Regions from separate parts of the Homo sapiens genome. Here all the other regions are linked to region 1. Evidence: chromatin contacts called from ENCODE Hi-C or POLR2A ChIA-PET data. All regions are on one chromosome and are shown on one strand. The core of a region is the stretch at or near the end of the contact, and the rest is flanking DNA. Distances in the headings are between cores, read along the strand shown.

Evidence for each region. Hi-C counts contacts between places; a loop is a spot of excess contacts on that map. ChIA-PET counts read pairs that join two places held with the same protein, here RNA polymerase II (POLR2A). Pooled maps may share reads with other maps.
Region 2: a loop to region 1 is called in a pooled map, with 4 times the contacts of the local background. The contact joins two enhancer-like sites. A Hi-C loop is called at or near these places in 2 of 37 single-sample maps with no recorded cell type and 10 of 50 pooled maps. POLR2A ChIA-PET finds 5 or more read pairs at or near these places in 1 of 52 experiments (WTC11).
Region 3: a loop to region 1 is called in a map of heart left ventricle, with 6 times the contacts of the local background. The contact joins two enhancer-like sites. A Hi-C loop is called at or near these places in 4 of 168 maps with a recorded cell type or tissue (heart left ventricle and heart right ventricle) and 7 of 50 pooled maps.
Region 4: a map of PC-3 shows a loop between it and region 1 (6-fold over the local background). The contact joins the promoter of CLLU1 here to the enhancer-like site in region 1. A Hi-C loop is called at or near these places in 2 of 168 maps with a recorded cell type or tissue (PC-3 and natural killer cell).
Region 5: a map of mammary epithelial cell shows a loop between it and region 1 (10-fold over the local background). The contact joins two enhancer-like sites. A Hi-C loop is called at or near these places in 6 of 168 maps with a recorded cell type or tissue (CD4-positive, alpha-beta memory T cell, CD8-positive, alpha-beta T cell, endothelial cell of umbilical vein and 3 more), 9 of 37 single-sample maps with no recorded cell type and 14 of 50 pooled maps.

The regions. Positions count from the first base shown.
Region 1 is chr12:91,577,789-91,580,542 of GRCh38, forward strand. The region is part of intron 1 of LOC105369896 (a long non-coding RNA gene); the gene reads right to left. Among named protein-coding and RNA genes, the nearest start is that of LINC02823, 250 kb to the left of the region's middle. Within about 2 kb of position 1,408, at least 3 of the 41 ENCODE cell types and tissues checked have a DNase peak (open chromatin) inside an H3K27ac peak, as active enhancers do; they include PC-3, where a contact is called at or near this core.
Region 2 is chr12:92,501,331-92,504,030 of GRCh38, forward strand. No RefSeq gene overlaps it. Among named protein-coding and RNA genes, the nearest start is that of LINC02397, 36 kb to the left of the region's middle. RefSeq lists an enhancer at 1,498-1,747. Within about 2 kb of position 1,306, at least 6 of the 41 ENCODE cell types and tissues checked have a DNase peak (open chromatin) inside an H3K27ac peak, as active enhancers do.
Region 3 is chr12:92,242,741-92,245,532 of GRCh38, forward strand. No RefSeq gene overlaps it. Among named protein-coding and RNA genes, the nearest start is that of BTG1-DT, 98 kb to the left of the region's middle. Within about 2 kb of position 1,456, at least 5 of the 41 ENCODE cell types and tissues checked have a DNase peak (open chromatin) inside an H3K27ac peak, as active enhancers do.
Region 4 is chr12:92,420,132-92,422,831 of GRCh38, forward strand. CLLU1 (chronic lymphocytic leukemia up-regulated 1) reads left to right here and starts at 1,400. Exons shown (of 2, transcript NR_027933.1): 1 at 1,400-1,704. It overlaps CLLU1-AS1 (CLLU1 antisense RNA 1), which reads right to left. Exons shown (of 3, transcript NR_144319.2): 2 at 883-1,042; 3 at 1-329.
Region 5 is chr12:92,402,679-92,405,378 of GRCh38, forward strand. No RefSeq gene overlaps it. Among named protein-coding and RNA genes, the nearest start is that of CLLU1, 18 kb to the right of the region's middle. RefSeq lists cis regulatory regions at 1,000-1,533, 2,164-2,613 and an enhancer at 1,322-1,571. Within about 2 kb of position 1,298, at least 7 of the 41 ENCODE cell types and tissues checked have a DNase peak (open chromatin) inside an H3K27ac peak, as active enhancers do.

The DNA of each region.
Region 1 (2,754 bases), core at 158-2,657:
AGAAACTGAAACTCTAACCATTTCAGTACTGCTCTTCACGAGGGTTAAGATATTGATTTTGTTGTTTAAAAAAACAAAAACAAAACAAAGCAAAACAAAACAAAAATGACCTCCTTAAGATACTGACACCTAGGTTTAAAGGAAAAAAGTGCTGCAAACTTAGAGCTACTTAAGATAATGGCTTCTAGAACTGAGTTAAGTTGAATACAAATGAAGTCAAGGAACAGTTCTCAGGATCGTGCTGTATTTAAATTAGACCTACTGGCATATTTAATGTTTGAATTGTAATACGCACTGATATCCTCTAGAGGGAGAATGAAACAAGAATAGGCAAATTATTTATTTTAAAAAGTGGGTGAATTTGAATAATCCTGAAAATTGTCCCGTAACAGAAAGAAGTCATTTAACCAAATCTGTCATAAACAAACCACAGACTGGTTAATTTTATTGTGGTATATTTTCTAAGTAGCTGAATTAGCTTCTATAATAAAGACCCTATTTTTAGTTTTCTATTAATTTTGAATTAGAAAAAAAAGCTACATGCACACACCCACAAAATTTCACCCACTTTACTACTTATAAATTGCAAAAACGTCTATATTATAGCGTAGATAATGACCTGCTTAAAACACTTTCTAAAAACTGTGCATTTCATTCTTAGTATTCATAAAATAAACACAATGCCCATCTACCCAAATATAATGTGACACAGCCTAAGAAAAGGAGGCATTCTGCAAAGCAAATTACCAAAGGCTACATAAAATACTTCATAAGGTTAAATATCAGAATAATTATTCCTCTTCCCGTCACAATTTTCTTAGGATGGTCAATGTTCTGCTAAAATCATCCAATCTTTTAACGTTTGGAGACCCAGAGAAAAAGCACCAAAATAAGTGTTTATGTGCATTGTACAAGAACTGAAATCCAGGTAGCTTCACTGTTATTACAGAATCTGAAGAAATAAACATCCCACAGAGATGAGATCACTATCTCCAGAAATAAAGGTTTCCAAAAGAAAAACAATTGTGAAAGGAAATTATCCTCTTTACTAACAATATGGTGATCAGCCATTCCCGCTTTCTCCTGATGATGAGGTGATGTCACCGGTCAGAAGCACTGGCCTATTTTCTGTACTGCCTATGGTGGGTTGGATTGGATGAAAATAAACATCTTACATAACAGGCCGGCTGTGCTCTCTGTCTTTTTTTTTTTTTTTTTCCAAAGAGATTTTCCCAGCATGAATTCAGTGTGTACAATTAACATTGGCCAAATTTCAGCTGAAAAATCTGTTAGGTTTATAAGCAGATTCACAAATACAGCTTATGTATGCTGCCTCCCATTCCTCTACTAGCCTAGCTCCTTTTTACGCACACACACACACACACACACACACACACACACAGGCACACACACAACACCACCACCATCACCACTGACATCACCTCACCCCCACCACCTCCACCCCTCCTGTAATCAAAACAGCTTTCTACCAACAGAAAAGGGACAACAGGCAAGTTAAAATTGAAATTGGTCTTTGAACAGCAGAAACAAAATAGAAGATTGCAGATTAGAGCCATTGTCTTGTCCCAGTAATATAAACCAGACCCCCCTCAGTGCTTATTTTCTCAGAATTGAAGAAGATAAATCAAAGATTATGAGCCTAACCAAAAAGAGGCATCCTTATGCTAGTGGCTTTTACAGTCATAAAAAGAGCAAAGCCAGAAGTGAGTATTTTCAATTGTCATTTGTAATAATTAGTAAAAATACTGCAGTTTTCTGTCATAAATCCTGTTGTACGTGGAGGGATTTATTAATCTTTAAGCTTTGGTATTTATTGTAGACGCTACTTATACAGAGGAAACATAAAACTAAAGGACTCAGCTTGATTTTCCTAATTCCTGAAGGTAGAATAAAATCAGAGATGCCAAAGATCTGAAAGAAACATGTGCTTGAACAGCCTGGATAGAAGCTCATTTAAAATCAGCAATATAATTCACAGTGGGGTTTGGATGGAATACTTTAACTGACCTAGTGGTCTTAGTTTCAGAGAAAATCCGTCATACAGTCTAAACTTAGTAAATATCTGAATATCTATCATATGCCTAACAAATGGCAAATATTGATTAACTTAAATATTATAGAGTTGAACTTAGATGATGAGATAATTCTTTGCATTGTTAAGCAATAAAAAACATTACTAATTTGTAGGCCAAGACAGAAAAATGATTCAGAGTGAATGCAAAGGAGATGATGAATTAAGATGATCTGATCCTTCCTGTCATAAAAAATAATCACCATTTTTCTAACCCAAATAAGAGCCACACTGAAAAGGGCTGAAATGCAGCTCTCTTTTACTTGGTGCATATACTTAATGTCAAGTCAAGAAAGCCAGTCCTGTACCTGTATATGCCTTACTGTGTATCCATTTACAGTTGCTGATCTATGTTTACAGGCTACTCTATCTCTTAGAATGTGCTTCAGTATGTTATATATGTACTTAATATATACCAGTAATACCCATTTGTTTGAAGATAGAATATGCATGTGAAGAATTAGCTGTAATATTTTGGAAATATAATTAAATTTGCATTCTAAATACTTGCATTTAAATCTCAGCTTTGATTGTTACTGACAGTAAAACCTTAGACAATTAATTGTGCTTCTCTAATCTTCAGCTCCCTCATCTGTAATGTGAAGACAATTATGTTTTTAAGAGATGTTGGGAGGAAAGAAAGAAAACACGTACAATGGATC
Region 2 (2,700 bases), core at 56-2,555, 920 kb after region 1:
TAAACTGAGTGGTGACAACAAAAATGGAAAGAAAGAGAGGAATGAGAGTAATTCCTCCAGGAACGAGTCATTAGGGTTTGGTGACTAGATTAATATAGGCATACGGAAGGTGAGGTTATGAAGAGTAAGTCTAAATAATTATAAGAATGGTGCTACAATATGGCCAGGCGCAGTGTCTCATACCTGTAATCCCAGCACATTGGGAGGCTGAGGTGGGTGGATCACGAGGTCAGGAGTTTGAGACCATCCTGGCCAACATGGTGAAACCCATCTCTATTAAAAATACAAAAATTAGCTGGGCGTGGTGGCACGTGCCTGTAACCCAGCTACTCAGGAGGCTGAGGCAGGAGAATCGCAGGAACCTGGGAGGCAGAGGTTGCAGTGAGCCGAGATCACACCATTGCACTGCAGCCTGGTGACAGTGCAAGACTCCATCTCAAAAAAAAAAAAAAAGGTGCTACAATAAACAGAATAGGGAAGTCAGCAGAAGGACCGAGTTTGAGTGAAGTGAGTAAGATGAAAGAAGATGAATATCAATCATATAAGTTGGATTAGAGGTAACAACATTGAAAGTGAATGTGTAGCTAGAGAGCAGAAGGGGCCTTAGCCAAAAATAATGATTTGAGGTTCATCTGCATAGAGGCAATAGGCAATTAAAATCCTGAGTGGTGGAATCCCACCACTTTGGGAGACTGAGGCAGGAGGATCACTTGAGCCCAGGAGTTCAAGGCCAGCCTGGGCAACATAGTGAAACCCTGACTCTGCAAAAAATGAAAAAAAATTAGCCAGGTATGGTGGCATGTGCCTATAGTCCCAGCTACTTGGGAGACTAAGGCAGGAGGATTGTTTGAGTCCAGAAGGTCAAGGCTACAACAAGCTGTGAATGCACCACCGCATTCCAGCCTGAGTGACAGAGTAAGATCCTGTCTCAAAAAATAAAGTAAAAAAATTAATTAATTAAAAAAAATAAAATATTGAGAGTTTGTAAGTTTCTAAAGAAGGACACAAAAGAGCAGTGTTACAGATGCTACTTGTTTCCAACATCCATTCCCCATCTTGACCTCCCTAACCAAATTCCCATTTGGTTCAGCTATACCCCACCTCCCTTCAGCCATGTGCTTCCCTCAAAGGTGTTTCCAGATACAGAGAGTGGATCCTGAGCAATCTAAGCCAACAGTGGTCCATCCCATCTCTCTCAGGAATGTGCACAGGACACAAAACTAGGTAATGAGACAGAAGTAAAGAGCCTAAGGAGGCAGATGGCTCCCCTGTGCCCCTGGACATTGTCCTATTTCTGTCCTAACTCAAAACCTGGAACTGCTATGCCATCCTCCGCCTCTGAGAGTCAGGCTTCATTGAGCAAAATCATCCCTTGATACAATGAGGAACCATGTCTCTGAAATTACTCAAGAACAACCAAACCTCTGAAATCAGTTTCAAACATCTAAAAACCAGTGAAACACAAAAAAGCCTTAGTCAGAAGCTAAGGAAGACAAAAAAAAAAAAAAATTAAGTTAGGTTCTAAACCAGGTGTCAGGAAAGTGAAAAGAAGCTGGAGATTTTGACAGAGCTTAGGACATGCTGGGGTGAAATACCCAAACAGAGATAAAGTGAACGAGACCTAGGAGACAACATTTGGAGGCAATAATCTTTTCTGACCAGCAAATTCAAAGAGCTGCTCTTCACGGGATTCCTGAGGTGATTCTAGGGACAGCAAAAGGTTATTTCTGAACTATTACACACATTCTCTTTTTTAAGAGAAATACTCACATCGACAGGGCAAGTCATTCCAAAACCAGCCTCGATACAGCTATTACTCAGATTCACCTTGTCAGTATGAAAATATGGGTTGAAATGGACTTTGCTACTTGAAATTAAGTGTGATCACACTCAGTAGCCAAGAGAAGCACTCCAATCCAAACTGCAATTATGAGAGGCTGGGAGCCACAGGGAGTGGGGTGTAGCATTCAGAAAAAGAGAAGGGGTTCATTCTCTGGGATTTTCCCTGTTTGCAGCCTGAATCCCACATGAATGTTCTTTCTCTTCCGTCATTCGTTTTTCCTGCGTTCAGCATCCTCTTCTCACTTCTCCCTCACAGTTATCTCTCCCTTGGAGAGAGTAATCTGGACCCTTGGGTGACAGTCATATGTGGCTTTCACGAGCTGCTGGAATTAACTAAAACTCACTCTTTCCCAATAAATCTCCCCTGAGCCGACACACAGCAGCTGCGAATTCCCAGCATGGGCCTGGACAAAATGCTAAGAAAAACTGGCTGTGTTCCTGAATCTTGCTCGTCATTGGTCCCCAAGAATCCTGGACATTGACACCCAGATATTCCAAAACGATTTGTGCTTTTCCAAGCTCGGCTCTTTACTTAACCTGCCTTGAAGATTTGGCACTATAATTTCCCAGAAGTGCAGGCTGGGCTTGTTTTGAGAAAAGGTGAAATGGACAAGAGACAGAGTTCAGAAAATAGTGATTAAATACAAACAGCACCAGCTATTAAGCAAGAGTCAAGGCCAGGAAATGCAAATAAAATTGCCGAGGGTTGTTTAGACAGTGGCCACTCAGAAGGAGAGGTAATATTTGGTTGTAAAGTGAGGCCACAGACATCTTTTCTGATTTAATGAATTTGTGATAGTTTACTTCTTTTCCCAGCTTTCATTTCATTTGTGGGGCGATGGCTGGGGGATGTAGGGG
Region 3 (2,792 bases), core at 206-2,705, 660 kb after region 1:
TATTGGGCAGTACAGATATAGAACTGTTCCAGCATTGTAGAGAGTTTTATTGGACAGTGCTGGGCTTAATGCTTAAACTCTCTGAACTCATCATACAATAGCACTTAACTGGTGAGCTTATCTGAGGATTGAATAACTTACTATACATAAAGTTCTTAGCAAACTGCAGGTCACAGAGTAGGTGCTCAGTAAATGGTAGCCATAGAACTGACAACAGTAACAACAAAAGCAGCAACATAATTGTGACATATCATATCCCTGGGGATACTTTCAGCAATATTCTTACACAAGGCTTTCTGCCAAAGCTGTGGAGGCTTCCAGGCTTCAGCAATAATCACACAGCTGTTGCTGATGAGAACTCTGTGTCACTGAGCTCAGAGGCTCCTCATTATGAAAGCTCCTTGGCATTGCAGAGAACTGACTAGCAGGCCTCCATCTTGCAAGTGTGGTCCTGCACGTCTCTTGAAAACACTGCTCCAGGCCGGGCGCAGTGGCTCACACTTGTAATCCCAGCACTTTGGGAGGCTGAGGCAGATGGATCACCTGAGGTCAGAAGTTCAAAACCAGCCTGGCTAAAATGGCGAAACCCCATCTCTACTGAAAATACAAAAATTAGCCAGGCATGGTGGCACACGCCTGTGCTCTCAGCTACTTGGGAGGCTGAGGCAGGAGAATCGCATGAACTTGGGAGGTGGAGGTTGCAGTGAGCTTACATCACGCCACTGCACCCAAGCCTGGGCAACAGAGTGAGGGTCTATCTCAAAAAAAGAAAAAAAGAAAGAAAAACACTGCTCTGTCCCAAGACATTTTTCCATAATCTTTTGAATATGATACGATTCCTGTTTTTTTCTGGTGGCTTGAAATGGCATGCTCTGTCAACATATTCTTTTCACAGAAGCTGATTTTGTTTCATTTTTCTTTGTGTCTGCAAACAGAATATGGTTTTAATCTCCCACAGGACTTGTAATTATCATCTTAAGCTTCTAAGTAACCATACTATTGCATCTCTATATCATGTCAAGTAACCAGTTTGATTCATGTTTTAATGGAAATTGTTTAGTTATCATGTAGTCAAATTTACAGAATATATTAGTGATTTGGGGACATAGGTTTTAGAATCTCTAGAATGAATCCCCTATTCCTTAAGTGGAATGAGAAAACCATTGGTCAGCCACCAAATATAACTCATTTCTTCCACTTTTCTCTATTTCCATTATTCCATCTCCATATTCCAAATCACCATTATTTTTCTTCTCATAATCAATTTTCCACCCTGCTTAAAACATCCAATGCCTTCCTGATGCTCTTAGAAAAGAATCCAAATGCCTGTCCATGAGCTTTTATTTTCTTCAGAGAACTTACGTCTAGCTGTAATTATTTATCTGCTCTCCTGTTTATTTTCAGTTTCCCCTCCTGCCACTGTTCCTGCAGATTTCAGCTCCATGGGAGCAGGAATCTTGTTTCCTCACTGAACATTATGTTCTCAGCTCCTGGAAAAGTGCCTGTTACAGAGCAGAAGCTTTCAAAAGGCTTCAAGGCCATCTTCAGGCAGGATGTAAAGAGTAAGCTGCAAGCTTTTAATTTACAACCTAGTACCATGTTTACTGCATTCCGATGTTTTTCTCCCAAAGCCCAATAAATGGTTTTTAACTTTGTTATGTTTGTGCCATAACCACTCCGAGTGGTCTAGTGAATCCTATGAATTCCTTTTCTAAATAATGTTTAAATGCATAAAATTTTGTAAAAACAGGATGACAAAAGAAGGCAACTGCTCAGGTACAGCTATCAAAATACTTAAAAATTTCAGAGCTTCTTTATCACTGTGTTGAAGAACAAGCTCTAGCGGAGGGCCTAAAACCACTGTTATTTTCAGACTACAGCAGTTCATAAACAATATTTTGAGATGTCTGTAACAATTGTAATAAGATATAAATAAATCTGTGATTTCTGCTGGTGACAAAGTCACAGGTACAGCTGCCACTTCTGGGGCTTGTTGCCTTTCTTCTTAGTTAAAGAAACTGACAAATTTCAATTAGAGGTTAATAAAAATGCAGATGTAATTTTTTTTTCATCCACATTGATAGATCTCTTGGATTCTATGCATAGACCTTGGTGGTTCCCTGGGTCTCAGGTGAAGGGACTTGAACTGAATGTGAGAGAATGTGTGTTCAGGTGTGCATTTCTGTGCATCGTGGCTATAAGCGCATTCTCAGCCATGGTGCTCACCTTGGATATTGTCTGCCACCTCAAAAATGATCCAAGACCTTTTTTAGTTACTGGTGTCATTTATTCATTTGTATTTCAAATACTGGGAAAGAAACACAAAAAAAGCTCACTTATGATTCCATCATTAAAAAAATATATAAACCAGGTGAGAATCACCTCTTTCTAACCACCTTACCTCCTAAAGATCATCACTGTTAAGAACTGATGAATATAATGCATGATTTAAAAAGCAAAATAGATGTGTGTGAATGTGTGTGTGTGTGCACCCGCGCATCAAACATATATCTACAAGAATGAAGTGATATTGAACAAATTCATTTACTCTTGGCTTTTTGTCACTTAATATATGTTAGACTTGTTTCCAGATTACATTTTATTTTTTTAATGACTGCTTGATATTCTTTTGTATGATGCACCACAATTTATTGATATTTTCTAGTAAGTGCTTTTATTTGCCACCACACATAATGCTACAATGAGCATCCTGTATGCATGCTTTTCTGTATCCTTGCTAGTATTGTACAAAATAGATTCCTAGATGTGGAATAGTTAGGTCAAGGAGTATG
Region 4 (2,700 bases), core at 150-2,649, 840 kb after region 1:
AACAGATGGGCCTGCTAACAATGTCAAAGTCTCGTTTACAAAGAAAAAAACAAATCTGGAACCTGAAGTCAAACGAGTTCAAAATAAAAAGCAAACCAATAAACAGAAACCAACATAAACAGAAGTTACTACCATCTCCCTCAGCCTGTGAAATTCTGGAACTTCTCTTTCTTTCTCGCCTTCTTCTTCTCTCACCTGGAAGACGAGCAGAGTGAACACATCAGGGGTTGTCAGTTCCCCAGATGGCACCACATTCATAAACCACCGACTCCAGGAGAATGTAGGAAGCTTAGTTAAGGCCAAAGTTCTCTTTGGATCTTCCTCATGGGCTTCAAGGCAAAAGAAAAAAAAGTTTGCTTGAGAATATCTTCATATCTATTAGTTTGAACCATGCAAAATTACAGTTTTTATAGGTAAAATGAGTGCATATTGGCAATTTCAAATGATTAACCCTAATACATTATGCTTTTGGGTATAGAAATATTCAGATCTTAAACATATGCTGTTACATACAAAATCAGGTATATTCCTGCTTCTATAATTAAAGCAAAGAGAATTTCTTTTGGTCACTACTCCTTCTGACATGAGGTATGAACCAAGTTCAGGACCCCTAAAGGTCTGGGTCTGGGTCATTTCTCCACCTCTAACTTGTGCCGCTTTCTTGGTCAGTCATTGTGTTCTGAGCTGTCTCATAAAACATCTGCTATGACTTTACTTTCTCCTGATAGGGTGGCTTTCCATCGTTGGCACTTCGTTGGCCTTATTGGTATGCTTTATACACTGGTTCTCGTTTCCAAATTGGCATTATTATTGTTATGATTCCTGCTGCTCTCCCACATTTCCCATCTTTCTCCTGATCTCTCTCACCTGTACATTTCTTACATTTTCTCCTGTGCTTCCTTCTTCCCATCATCATTGCCCAAGTGTGTCTTCTTTCTTCTCCTTGTCACATTTCCTTTGCCCGCTCTCACATATGCAGAGATGGCTCTTGGTTTTCCTTCTGAAATCTCATAGTTTGGAGGTAAACTTGTTAGCAAGGCCACTGAGAAGAGAACAAAAGGGAAACATAAGAGAAACCAAGTCACTATCTCTCTCATTTCCTGGTTTCTAGAAGTAAGACCCAAAGAACTCACTGTTTCAGTGCTTTCAGCTCAGGCCAAACTAGGGTGATCAAACTGAGCTTCTGAGTGCTGATCAAAACCTATAAAACCAAGTAGACAGACCATCTACAAATCTTCACTGTTAAATACCATAAAGAATGAAAAGGTCACTAATTGGTAAGACTATATGTGTGATAATTAAATTTATGCATCAACCTGGCTAGGCTAAAGGATGACCAGGTAGCTGGTAAAACATTATTCTGGGTGTGTCCATAAGAGTGTTTTCGGAAGAGATCAGCATTTGAATTGGTGAACTTAGTAAAGCAGACGGCTCTCACCAATAAGGGCAGGCATCATCCAATCTGTCGAAAGCTTGAATAAAACAAAAAGAGGAAGGGAAAATTTGCTTCTTTTCTTCTTGATCTAGTATATCATCTTCTCCTGCCCTTGGATGTGAGTGGGCCTTCAGACTTAAACCAGGAGTTACACCTTTGGCTTCCCTGGTTCTCAGTTCTTTGGACTTGGACTGAATTACACTGCCAGGTTTCCTGGTTCTCCAGCTTGCAGATGGCAGATCATGGGACTTCTTGGCCTCCATAATTGTGTGAGTCAATTTCCATTTTATTTACATATCCAGTTATGCATTGCTTAACAATGGAGACAGGTTCTGAGAAATGCATTGTTAAGTGATTTCATCATTGTGCAAACATCATAGAGTGTAACTACACAAACCTGGACAGCATAGACTACTACACATCTAGGCTACATGGTGTAGCTTGTAACCTCATGATAAGTATGTATAACATCATGATAAGTATGTATGTATCTACCATATCTAAATGTAGAAAAGGTACAGTAAAAATATGGTATAATCTTATGGGATCACCATCATATATGCAATCCTTTGTAGACTGAAATGTCATTGTGTAGTGCATGACTGTATACGCACACATACACAAACACACACAAATATACTATTGGTTCTTTTTCTCTGAAGAGCCCTAATACAATATGTTATACATTTATATTGACTCTATTTCAAAATTTATGGTTTTGGTGAAACATATGTGGAGATGGGGCATAGGTGTGTGAACTGGGATAGTGTCCTGCTGATGAATGGGTGGGAGGCATCATTTGGGACAAGCCCAGGGCATCAGCTTATAGATATCAAGAGCTCAACAAGAGCACTTTATGGCAAAACCTCCCACAAGACCTCTCAGAAGTTGAGAAACTGCTAAAAGTTTCTTTATGACAGATGACATTTATGGATAAAATAGGGATTAGCAGGATTCTTTAAATACTTTCGAACACTAACCTTCATTTCTACCAGGCAGTGGGGCCCCAAGTGCAGGGCCATAGGAAGTACAAGTCTGGGAGATACTAGGCTGCACTGTCTGTAGAGAATCTGAAAAAATAATAGAGTCACTGAAATGCAGTTTGGTATAATTATTGCCATGCATCATAATTCTAAATCATACTAGTGGTCAAATACTCTTCCCTGAAAAAACATTTTCTTGGTTTGAATTCTAAATAATTGTTGTGGTCACCACTGAGCTTTTAAATATATAAATACTTTCAAGTTTGCATATTTTTATTACCT
Region 5 (2,700 bases), core at 48-2,547, 820 kb after region 1:
GTAGAATTGATTCCTTTCAACTGAAATACGTGGCTTATTTACAGCTATTAATGATATAATAAACCCAGAAAATAATTAATGATTGCTTGCAAATTGAATTGGATTATACTAAACTGTTGGTTCCTCTGCAATACAGTAGCTTTACTTGGTCTTTATGAGCAAACTGTCATATGCTAGGCTTTCTTCACAGTTTGAAGATCTCTTTTGGTATAATTTAAATTCAGTTTATGAACTCTGGGCACCACCTCCTACAAAGCAAAGGAGAATGTATCCTTGGTTGTTTTTAACTTAAGGCAAGTTCATATGGGAATTACAGAGATGAAATATGACTACCAAAGTCCTCTCAGTGACAGGGGACATGAAAGCAGCAGTTAACCATACAGGAGAGGCTTGGCAGAAGTTAGGGGAGGAGTTTTCACATTTCCTTATATTAAATTTTGTGCCAGAACCAACCATTTAGGTGACCTAGAAGTGTGCAACTAAAAATTGATACTTGTTTTTTTGTCATAAAACAATATACCCCACTGCAACAAATTCAAACAATATACTCTATTATTATTTCTTTATTTATTTCTTCTGCTGACATAAATTGTTTGGGGGCAAGCTGAGAGAGTTTTCTTCAACAGAATTTTAGTCAAAACTACATTACACCTGCTACCAAGCAAAGCACTCTCAGGCTGCAGTTTCCCTAGCTGTCATGGATAGAAACAAGGTTATCACAGTGGAAACTATGCCCTTATTCAAGAGTAATTCACTTTATAGCAGCCAAGTCTCTAACTGCAGTCCAAGGATAAAGAAATCAAGAGCAGTGATCAGATGACATCCAAGGCTTGAAGCAGCTTAAAGATCTTCCAGCAAAGTCAGACTTTCTTGGGTGACTTCTCTCAAAGTCTTGGGGATTAGCTTCCAATGTGTTTCTATGAAAGGGAAATGTTGAGAAATAAAATAAAGTGGTGAAAGGTTAGGATTAAAGAGGATTTTGTTCAATGTTGAGCCCTGTGAAAATATCACATGTTCAGATGAATTTGAAAAAGTCCAGTAGACTCTTAGATAAAAAAGAAGTATGTGTAGATAGAGGTGGCTGGTCAAATGGAAGCATTAATACTGCTGAGATAGATGGTGACTGATTAAATGGAAGCAGCCACACATCCATTCATTTCTCTGAAAATTAGCAGCTGTTGGCTGATAGACACCTTTCCTTCACATGCTCTTGCTGAAGTGATAAGAAGTGAAAAGAGCTTGAGGCAGGACTATTTTGAGTTCCAGGCGATCTGTGTTGCTATGAGATCTGAGATTAGTGGTTAAGTTGGTGCCGGATGTCATCCAGCAGCTGATCATGAAACCTCTAAAAGTTAAGTTCATTTCTCAGAAATCATCTGAGCATGTGGGCTGTTCAAGAAGGTGATTGAATTGCTGTTTCTTGGGATTTCCCCACCCTCAGTCCAAGTGAACTAAAGGGATTAATGGCCTTGATCCTGTAAGCATTTTTTTTACGCACCATGTTAAAATGTAACATGTTCTGTCCTTTTGTTCGAGGAGCCACTAATTCAATTGTTGCCCAAAACTTTATGCTGATTACTTTGTAATTATACCAAAATACCATTTTAGCTTCTTATTAACCACTGAGTTAAAAGACATTTATAGAAGCATGAGATGTCAAAGTCAGGTGAATTAGTGAAAAGTAGGCACAAAAAGTTATGGGATTCATGTAGCCTGAAATTTACATCTGTGTAAACCTTTGGCAGTTTGGCAGCTAAGTCTGCAGCCTCTGAGGGTGGTAAATGGCAGGAACTATGCCCATGTGTGAATGGTAATTTGCATTCTATAGTTAGGAGTGCCTATTTAACTGCCCCTGGCACTATGTAATTTTCTGTGCCTCAGCTTACTCTTCAGTAACATGTGGTAGTTAGTAATATAGTACCTATGCCACAGCATGTTCCTCACATGTAGTATGTGCTCAATTAATATTAACTATTAGTATTGCTACTATCGTTGTTGCTATTACTACAGAAAAGGCCCATGCATCCATCTCAAATGACTCATACCAAAGACTGACTTTAGTAAAGAAGACCAGGAAGGTTAAGGATTAGCCTTCAGAGTCAGGCTTTCATAGTCACAAAGATAGTGATTGGGGGAGTAGTGATAATGGAGGAGCTATTAAGAAGGAACACCATTCTTGATCTGAAGAGACAGTACTTAGAACAAGTATTTCAAAAAAAGAATGCTACCGTTTCCTAGGTTGGTACACTGAGGCTTCTGGGGCTGGAATCTGCTTATTTATGAGATAGATTATGAGAATCATAGGTTTGTAAGGAGCCTTCAGGGTCACCTAGTTCAGCCACTGCTAGGTGAGTTTTCTTCAATAAGAATTTTAAACCTGCCTAAAGTGTTATCTGTGGTATCCACCCGCTTCTTCTGCCTTATCTTTGGTCTCCTTTCTTGTCCTTCTCAACCCCACACAATGTGTCAGCACACACAGTGAAACTCCCTGTCCAAAAGGAGAAAAGGCTAAAGGAATTCACATTGAAACAGTTGTGCTAGGCTTCATCCCAAGAATGTGTGCTGGTGTATGTGTGTGTGTGTGTTTTTAATAACTTTTCAAAAATAGAAAAAAATTTCCTAAATATCAGCTTAGTAATTTTCCCTGACACTAGTCATTTATAATGCCAGGGAAAAGACATTTACACTAACAAATGAGTC